Linked DNA regions of Homo sapiens: region 2 is linked to region 1. A link is a loop called in an ENCODE intact Hi-C map of the cell type or tissue named here. Cell type or tissue: natural killer cell. All regions are shown on one strand. Each heading gives the region's core, and the rest is flanking DNA. Links, peaks and the distances in the headings are about the cores only. Region 1 has its middle 15 kb from the start of OR10J1. Region 2 overlaps CFAP45 (cilia and flagella associated protein 45).

Region 1 (4,401 bases), core at 306-4,305:
TGCTATACACGTGTTTATTAAATATCTATGATGTATATAGATCTTTGAAGGTTAATGGAGAAGAGTTTGGCTACTTCTTTTTTGGTTGATTTCTTATTTTATTGCATTGTGGTCCATGAAAAAAATATTTACATAATATCAATATTGAGACATCCTTTGGGATCAAAAGAGTGAACATTCTCTTTATGAAGGTTTGAGCTTTAGATTAGGCCTGTTAATTATTGCTACAACTCTTTTAAGTCCTACTAAACCATTGAATGTTTTGTTAGTTTCAAAAAAAAAATGTTGTCTCCAGCTATGATTGTGTGTTTGTCAATTTATCTTAGTAGTTTTATCAGTTTTTGCATAGTACATTTTAAAACTAAGTTGTTAGGGCCTTATACATTCATAAATGGAGTATCTTCCTGGTGAATTATTTTATCAACATCATAAGTTCCTTAGTTGTTTTCACTTTAAATAATATTTTGTTTGTTATGAGCAATATTACAACAATTTTCTTTTTGTTTTCATCTGCTCGAATACCATTTTCAGCCTCTTTATTTTCCAACTTTTTGTCATTTTAATATACATTTTAAAAAATTGAAGTGGTAGATTATTAAAATTCAGTCTGAGAGCCTCTGTGTTTCCATTAATTAGCTTAATCCATTCATATTTATTGTAATTAAATAAATTTTTGAATATTACTTACACCATATTTTATATTTTTTATTTACTAGGTTTTCCTAATATCTACTTGTTTCTTAGCCAGCCTTTTGGTTAATTGTTTTTTAAAATTTGTTTCCATTGTTTACTATGCACACTATGCAGTTAGATATCCACCATTTCTATTTCTCCAGCATTCATCCTTAATTTTTACAGTTTAATTTTATTTTTGCTAAATAATCCAAATATAGAATTTAAGATGTGAAATAGCACTACATTATTTTAAAAGTTAGTTATTATTCACACATAATTCTTGCCTTTTGGAGGCAGCCACTTTCAGTTCTTTTACCTGTTTCTTATGTTATGCATCTTTATGTTTCTGTTATATTGTATAAAATATGCACATAATGATATTTCTTGATTTCTAAATGTTAGGCATTCTCTCTTGACTTCCTAGCTCATTTACAACACCATCTCTGTGTACATGAACACAAACACACCCACATACTTCTCCTGTCATCCTTTCAGTAAAAATTAAATCTATTTTCAGAACATACATTATTATGATATGAACATATTTTTCACAACTGAGCCATGCAGCTTACTATAAGTTCCTATCTCTTTCTTTGCAATTTTTTTCTTGCTAATTTTTTGTAATTGAACTCTGTTATTAAGTTTTCGAGTATCTTGAATCAATTCTCAAACTCTCCATCAGAACTATAAAGCCTTTTCTCTATAGATACAGTTAGATACAGTCAAATACATGAGATAATCTCCCCAGGTCATATTTATTTAGTTATTTATTTAGCCTTCTAGTTATTTTGTTTCTTTTTGGCCTAATACCACCATTCTGAAGTTCTTTACTCTCCTGAAATCTGAATTTGATTGTTCTTTAGGACTGCTGCATGATTATAGTGCTGGAGCTTTTCCTCACCAAAATGCTGGGATTTTCTTGTCTCTCACCTGTGTTAGTTTCCCTGCTTCCTAGATCCCTCATTTTGATGGAGAACCTCTTCAATAACTATCTGAGAACAAGAACATGGGATGTAAATTTTTTGAAACGTCCACTTCTCTAAAAATATGTTTATTGTATCCACATATGTTGTATTTTGTTGGATGTATTAATCTATTTTAGAAATAATTTTATATCACAATTTTGAAGGCATTGTTTCATTGTTTACCAAATTCTAGTGTAATTGTTGAAAAGTCTAATTTCATTTAAAGTCTCAGTCTTTTAACACGATGTGTTTTTCTCCCTTTCTTTGTCTGGAAACTCTTAGCATTTTTCTTTATCCCTAGAATTTTGATGTGACATGATGGTACTCTTCAATGTGTGTTCCTTTCTTATTTTCTTTCTTGCTATGTTAGTTACTCAATCTGGCAATTTATATTTTTCAAGTATTTTGAAATACTGTTTTCCTTGATGCTGTTCTTCCTCTATTTTTCTGTTTGGAACTCATATTTGTTGGACATTCTACCTCTTCTATCAATCTTCACATTGTTTTGTCTCTTATTTCCTAACTTTTTAATCTTTTTATTACATTTTCTAGAAGGCTTCCTCAAAATTATCTTCCAATTTGTTAATGTATCATTGAAAGAAATTGTCTTATTTTCCAAAGTTTTCTTTTTGTAGAAGCCTGTTTTTATTTCACGGACACACTCAGTTCTTTCATCTCATTGAGGATATTAAACATGTGTGCATACACATCCTATGTATATATACACACACATACATGTATTTCAATATACATATATGTATACTTATATATTTATATTATATATTTACATATTTATATATAATACATACTTAATTTGAATATATGTATATTCATGTACATGTATACACATATATGCACATATACATATATGCATATTTACATGCATTTAAATCATATGTATGTGCATATTAACACATATATAAATATTAAATTATTTCCTCTTTAATGCATTATCTCTATTTTTTTCCAACTTTTAAATTTTTTCTGTTTGCTTGTTCCAGTGTGGCTTTTTTTTTTTTGGAGATGGAGTCTTGCTCTGTCACCCATGCTAGAGTGCAGTGGCATGATCTCTGCTCAATACAACCTCCGTCTCCTGGATTCAAGCGATTCTCCTGCTTCAGCCTCCTGAGTAGCTGGGATTACGGGCACCTGCCACCTCACCCGGCTAATTTTTTGTATTTTTATTAGAGATGGGATTTCACCATCTTGGCCAGGCTGGTCTTGAACTCCTGACCTAGTGACCCACTCGCCTCAGCCTCCCAAACTGCTGGGATTACAGATGTAGTGTGGCTTTTAATGTTAGAAACCACCTTGGCTGTCCATTCATATCTAATAAAAAAGCTCTAATAAGCCAATTGAAAGTTCTGGGTGTGTTTCTTGTATTGACAGCAATACAATGGCAAGTAGTTTTCATTAGGAAGCACCCAGACGTCAGTATCTATAAGTTTATTCTCTCAGAATTCTTCTTTTCCCTAGGAAGAATTCCTTTAATGTTCTTTCTGGTGGTTGTAAACCTTGTTGCCAGAATTGTGGGAGTCAAAGAAGGAAAAGGAGACTGGAGGAAAGTCTCTCCGCATGGTTTGTAGAATTTTCTTAATCTCCTCATTGTCTACACTGCACTTCTTCTCCAACTTTCAAACCCTTCTGGAAAATGTAAATCTGCAGTATTTTACTTGAATATGGGAAGTACAGTGAGTTATATTAGAAATGTGCAATCCTGGGCTTAGGGAGACTAAATCTGCTATAATATGCAGTATGCCTGCCTGCTCTTTGCTCCACAGGGAGACACTGTCTCTGTCTCTGTGTTTCAAGGCTGTTCCCTATACAAATATCTTTGAAATCATATAGATCAATGGATCATCAGTGCCTGTCCTCACAAGATGTACAGAAATGTAAGAGGCCCACAGAGAATTGTCACAGTCAATTCAAGCATGTAAACCAAAAGCTAAATGGGAAAGAAGATATATTGTGTGTGGCAGTGGATGGGGTAAATATTGGCCTCTATAATAAAGTGTAGAAGCATTGTCATCACCTGTAGGAGAAAAGCAGCATGGCTTTTATAAGGGAGATATGTTCTTTAAGAGGCTACATGAACCATCTGTTGTATAAAGAAAAAAAATGTATTTTCGGTTTTGAAAAATTGGAAAGGATTGAAATAGAAGAGGGGCTTCAAGATGGCTGACTAGATGCATCTGGTATTCACCTCTTCCACGGAGAGGAACCAAATTAGTGAGTATATAATTACTTTGAATAGCTCATTTGAGAACACTAGAATTCAACAGAACAGTTATAGGAAGCACCAGAAGCAAGGAAAGAGAGGGAAGCAATGTAGCCTGTTCAGCTGGGATCTGCTGGCAGCCTGAAGAGGTTCCCTAATGTGGGGAAAGAGTAAGCGAAAAGCCCCCCAGTGGTCCTCATTTTCACCCAAGACTCCTACAACTCTAGCCATAGGAAAGGAGCTCAACCCTAGTAAGGTTCGAAACTTACATAGGGAACTTCCTGGGGACTACACAAAGGCACTGCTCTAGAGGGAGCTCATGCTGGGTCCCACAACCCCCAGAGTCTTGTGCAGCTGCAATACAGCATCATTTTGAGAGCCCAGCCTCCACCAGTCTCTGTCCTGCCCTAGGGCTTAACAGCTTCTGCATCTCCACATCCCTGAAGCCCCACTGACATTCTGTACCTACCGCTGCTACTCCTGGGATCAAGGTGGGAACCATGGGCAGAGACCCCTGCATCTCACCTGCGGAGGGATGGCTGC
Region 2 (4,401 bases), core at 90-4,089, 460 kb before region 1:
GAAGACTTAAAAAGTCATCTTCTGTATGCCTTCTCTGGGCTGTAACAATGTATAAAACCCTTTAGCACAGTGAGGGACATGGCAGGCACTTGGATAATTTATTTTTTTCCTCAATTTTTTATTTTGAAAAATTTTGCACACACAGAAAAGTTGAAAAAATTGTATCACACCCATCAACTCTTCACCTAGATTTAATGATTGTTAATCATTTACCTTAGTTGCTTGTTTCTTTCTAGGTGTGTGTGTATATATATATATATATATATATATATATATTTTATTGTTAAACTATTTGAAAGTAAGTTGCAGATATCTTGACACTCTGCCACTAAATGCTTCAGCCTGCAGCTCTGAAGAACATGGACACTCTCTTACATGTCAACAATACCATTATCACCTCCTCCATCAAAAACTTGAATTCAGTGATTCCATAATATCATCTAATAGTTAATCCACATTCACATTCCCCAATTGTTCCAAATATGTATTTCTGGCTCTCTTGTTTCCAAACTAGACGTTAATCAAGGTTTGCACATTGCATTCCGTTGAGTCTCTTTAGTTTGTTTTGATCTAGAAGAGTTCCCCCATTCATTCATTCATTCATTCATTCAGTTCTTCATTCATTTTTATAACACTGATATTTTGAAGCATCTAGGCCAGTTGCCTTTAAGAATATCTCACATTCTGAATTTGTATGATTGCCTCCTCATGGTGCCATTTAACTTGTGGAACACGTATTCTTTTACGATTCTCTCCCTCCCCTGTGTTTATGAATTGTCAAGTTGTCATCAGCTAGTGCATTTGATGGTGGTGAGTGACAGGGGGACGTGAAGAGTGCTGCAGGTGGGCAGACTTGTAATTATGAAGCCTTCTCATCACATCTGCAGTGTGAGGAGCTGCTAGAGAAGTGCAATGAAGATCACCTGGGTAGTTGGGAAACTGAAGGGGCACACAGCTCTGTGAACTGCATGAGAAGGAGAATAGCAGGGTGAAGGCAATGAGAGACCTGGCCAAGTTACTCCATTTCCTGGCTCAGGGGAGAGAGAGTGGGAAAGGGCCAAGAAGGAAAGTTATGGGGCAAATATGCAAGGTAGTGGGTGAGAAGTGAGGGCAGGAAAATCCAACTAGATGTGGGGAGTGGGAATTAGTGGGCTCACTGAGGAAGTTCTAGGAGTCCATGAGTCAGCACCATTATGTTGATGTTGTGTCATTATCCTTTTAATGTCCTTCTAACAGGCACTCCCTGAGTCTCCAGGAAGTATTATTGGGCAACTTTAGCAAGGAAACCTGTGCCTTCCCAGCTTTAGACCTACTGTATCATCTCATGGTGGTACGAAGGGCAGCGTTTCCCACCTTGCTAACAAAGGGGGAAAGAGTGAAGGGAATTTATCTGGGGTTGCTTTGGAAGGGCTTCAAAAGAAACAGGGAAAGTCCTTTGGTGTCTTGGAATTGAAATGAGCCAACAAAAACAACAATCCAAAAAGTAAATAAATAGGGAAAGAAGTAAATAAATACATGATTGTATGTATGTCATACATCAGAAATCAACAGCATCTTTAGCTTTGAGGGCCAGTGAGATTAAATGATGTCTGGGATACAAATAGCAGGCCTAAAATCAGTGAGAAGCAGTTAGGAAGGAAAGGAAGAAAGGGAGAAGGGGGAAAAGGAGCGAGAGAGTTGGAGGGGCAGAAAGGGAAAAGTGGAGTGAGCAAAGAAATGAGTATGGTGAGAGAGAGAGGGAATGTCTGTGACTCACGCACCACATGGACCTCAGAGGCAGAGAGTTGCCATACCGCTCTGGTTCAGAAGCCTTCCTGAAGGAAGAAGCCTTGAACTGGGCAGTGAGCCAAGCTGGCAGAGAGCCAGCACTACAGGAAGACACACAGGGAGAGTTACCTTGGTTAGATGAATCAGGGCAGCAGCTGGGCTGAGGAAGACCTGGAAGGCCAGGGAGGGATTTAGTCTTTGGAGAAATGGAGGGAGCTGGAAACAGTGTGGGAGGTGGGGTGAGTTAATCAATAGAAGAACTTAAGGAGTCTGAGATTGATTGGAGGTGATTGGGGGGCCAGCTGTTCCCCTAATTCCGATGCCCCTCTGCACCTGAGAATGTGCTTGGCTCAGAAGTGGTCTGATCATTGAGAGCTGTTGAAGGCTCAGGTCTGGGAAAGGCAGGGGGATCCTTCCTTAAAAACGACCTTGTTCACATTGGTACTCTGATCTCCGTCAAATGTTTCCCTGTGTCTAAGAACTTTTTTTCTTTCCTTTCTCACATGCCTCTCACTTTGGTCCTACCTTTCCTGCCTCATTTATCAATGGTTTATCGAATATTTGCTATTTTCCTTGCATTGGGCTACATGTTGTTGGGGAAGAGAGGATGTGTGACACAAGGTCCCTTGTCCTGTAACTGGGGCAGAGCGAACACATATGAAATGAGTGGGGACCTGCAAGGCAGTGTATGATCACCTTGCAAGAGGTGTGTCGCCACCTTAAGTGCAGAGAGAATTTAGAAATGGAGAGAGAATTGAAAGTTGAGGCAATCAAGCAAGATTTCCAGAGAAGGTTGATACTTTAATTTAGACAGAACAGGTTTCAAAATTTTAGCTCTGGAGATTATAAGCTGTGTGGCCGGTGGGGAAGTCACTTCAATGCTGGGCCTCAGTTTCTTTATTGGAGCAAGAGAGATAACAAGGCCTACCTACCTTTTAGGATTTTTGGACATATTTAGGTATTAGAGATAGTCTGTGTACAGTGCTCAAGAAATAGAAAGCACTCAATTAAGGCAATATGTATTATTTCAGTCGTCACTATTGACTGGAGAGTGAAAGTTAGGTTTAAATGGGAGAGGAACATTGAAGGCAGGAGAAGCACCATGAGCAAAGCCACAGGGGTAGGATTTAGCAAAACATGTGAGAGGCAATTGTATGGAACTTTAAGAGCTTCTGCTTCCTGAAAATATAGAGATCAATAGCATCAGGGGCTGCCACAAAGTCAAGTTGGATGAAGACTGTAAATAGGCCATTTGGTTGAAGAGGGTATTTATGACCCTTGAAAAAACAGCTTTAACAAAGGATAGTTGTGGACACTAGACTGCAGGCAATGCATTTGCCCCCTCCTCTGTCTGCATCTCTCTATCCCTGGATGCCAGTGGCTTCTTGTCTTACCTCTTTGTACTCTGAGGCTCTCTTTCTTTTGCTGGCAGGACATGGAACGAAGGCAGCAACAAAAACTGAAGATGCAAGCTGAGATTAAGCGCATCAATGATGAAAACCAGAAACAGAAAGCAGAACTGCTGGCTCAGGAGAAGCTGGCAGACCAGATGGTGATGGAGTTTACCAAGAAGAAGATGGTAGGGACTTGGTTTCTGGGACCTTTGGTTAGGAATGGAATGTCTGTCACAGGGAGAGGAGGGCCTGAGAACTAAGGGAACTCCAGTGGAAGGCAGCCGCACCTTCATTCTAAGATGCACATCCTTAGTTCAAGGGCCTGGCTTCTTTGTCTCTTCATCTTAGCCAGTCCACTTGTTCGTTAACAGAGACAGCCTAGAAAGGACAACCAAATTAGCTTTAACCTCATTAACACCTTTGATTAGAAGTTGGGATGAGGGCCATATGCAGGCAGAAAAGAAAACTGAAACTATTGGTGAAAGTGAGTTTTTTTGTGGATTTGTCATGACTTGCGTAATTATACCCCCGGTAATCATGAGTCAGCGGTTACATAAATTTCTTGTGCAAATGCCTATATTGGACATCCTGTATTGGGTGCTAGACTCAGAAAATAGTCTTCCCCCATCTCCCACCAAAGAACCTATATGACAGAGCAAATGCACAGTGGAGGAGAGAGCCATACCTGCAGACAGTTGCAGATGGATGTAGCTCATGAATGTGTCAGCTCATTCTGGGGCAAAATTGAGTAATAAAATGATTGGGATCTACGGGGATTGGAGAGTAGAAGAAGGCTTTTAAGAGTGGTATAGATAAAGTGAACATGGATTTATGTAAAAAGAGGAGGAAGTACTCAAGGTGGCAGGAAAGTTATTAAATTCTTCATGTGTTGATCTTGTCTGCCCTGCTAGTTTTGAAATTCCATGATGACAGAAACACATTGTACTTCTCTATGCTCCTCTATAGTAGTGATTTTTAAAGAAGGCCAGGGGGAGGGTGTGAGTATAATTTGAATGGCATATTTGGTACACCTATATGTTCTGAATACAAACCACAGAAAATGAAGCTCAGCGAAGCTCACTTATTGGCTTTAGTATTCTTATTGGATGCTGGGGACACTCTATGCAAGCAATAGAGTGAGAATGCAGGTTTGGGGACATAGATGATTCCTACATAATAACAATCACATAACTATCATTTAGTGAGCACCTAGTCTGTGCATAGGCTCCGTGCTAAGTGT

Evidence for each region. A loop is a pair of places that touch in the nucleus more often than their neighbours do. Peaks named below come from ENCODE experiments on the same cell type or tissue, not always from the same donor. Only the 100,000 strongest peaks of a DNase experiment are listed, where the experiment ranks them.
Region 2: a loop joins it to region 1, with 5 times the contacts of the local background. A loop is called at or near these places in 3 of 110 quality-filtered maps.

The regions. Positions count from the first base shown.
Region 1 is chr1:159,422,475-159,426,875 of GRCh38, reverse strand. It overlaps a transcript of OR10J1 not described here. Among named protein-coding and RNA genes, the nearest start is that of OR10J1, 15 kb to the left of the region's middle. In natural killer cell, for the core only: no CTCF peak of the experiment used is centred there; no DNase peak of the experiment used is centred there.
Region 2 is chr1:159,879,499-159,883,899 of GRCh38, reverse strand. It overlaps CFAP45 (cilia and flagella associated protein 45), which reads left to right. Exons shown (of 12, transcript NM_012337.3): 8 at 3,200-3,346. Among named protein-coding and RNA genes, the nearest start is that of MIR4259, 18 kb to the left of the region's middle. In natural killer cell, for the core only: no CTCF peak of the experiment used is centred there; a DNase peak (open chromatin) is centred at 1,849.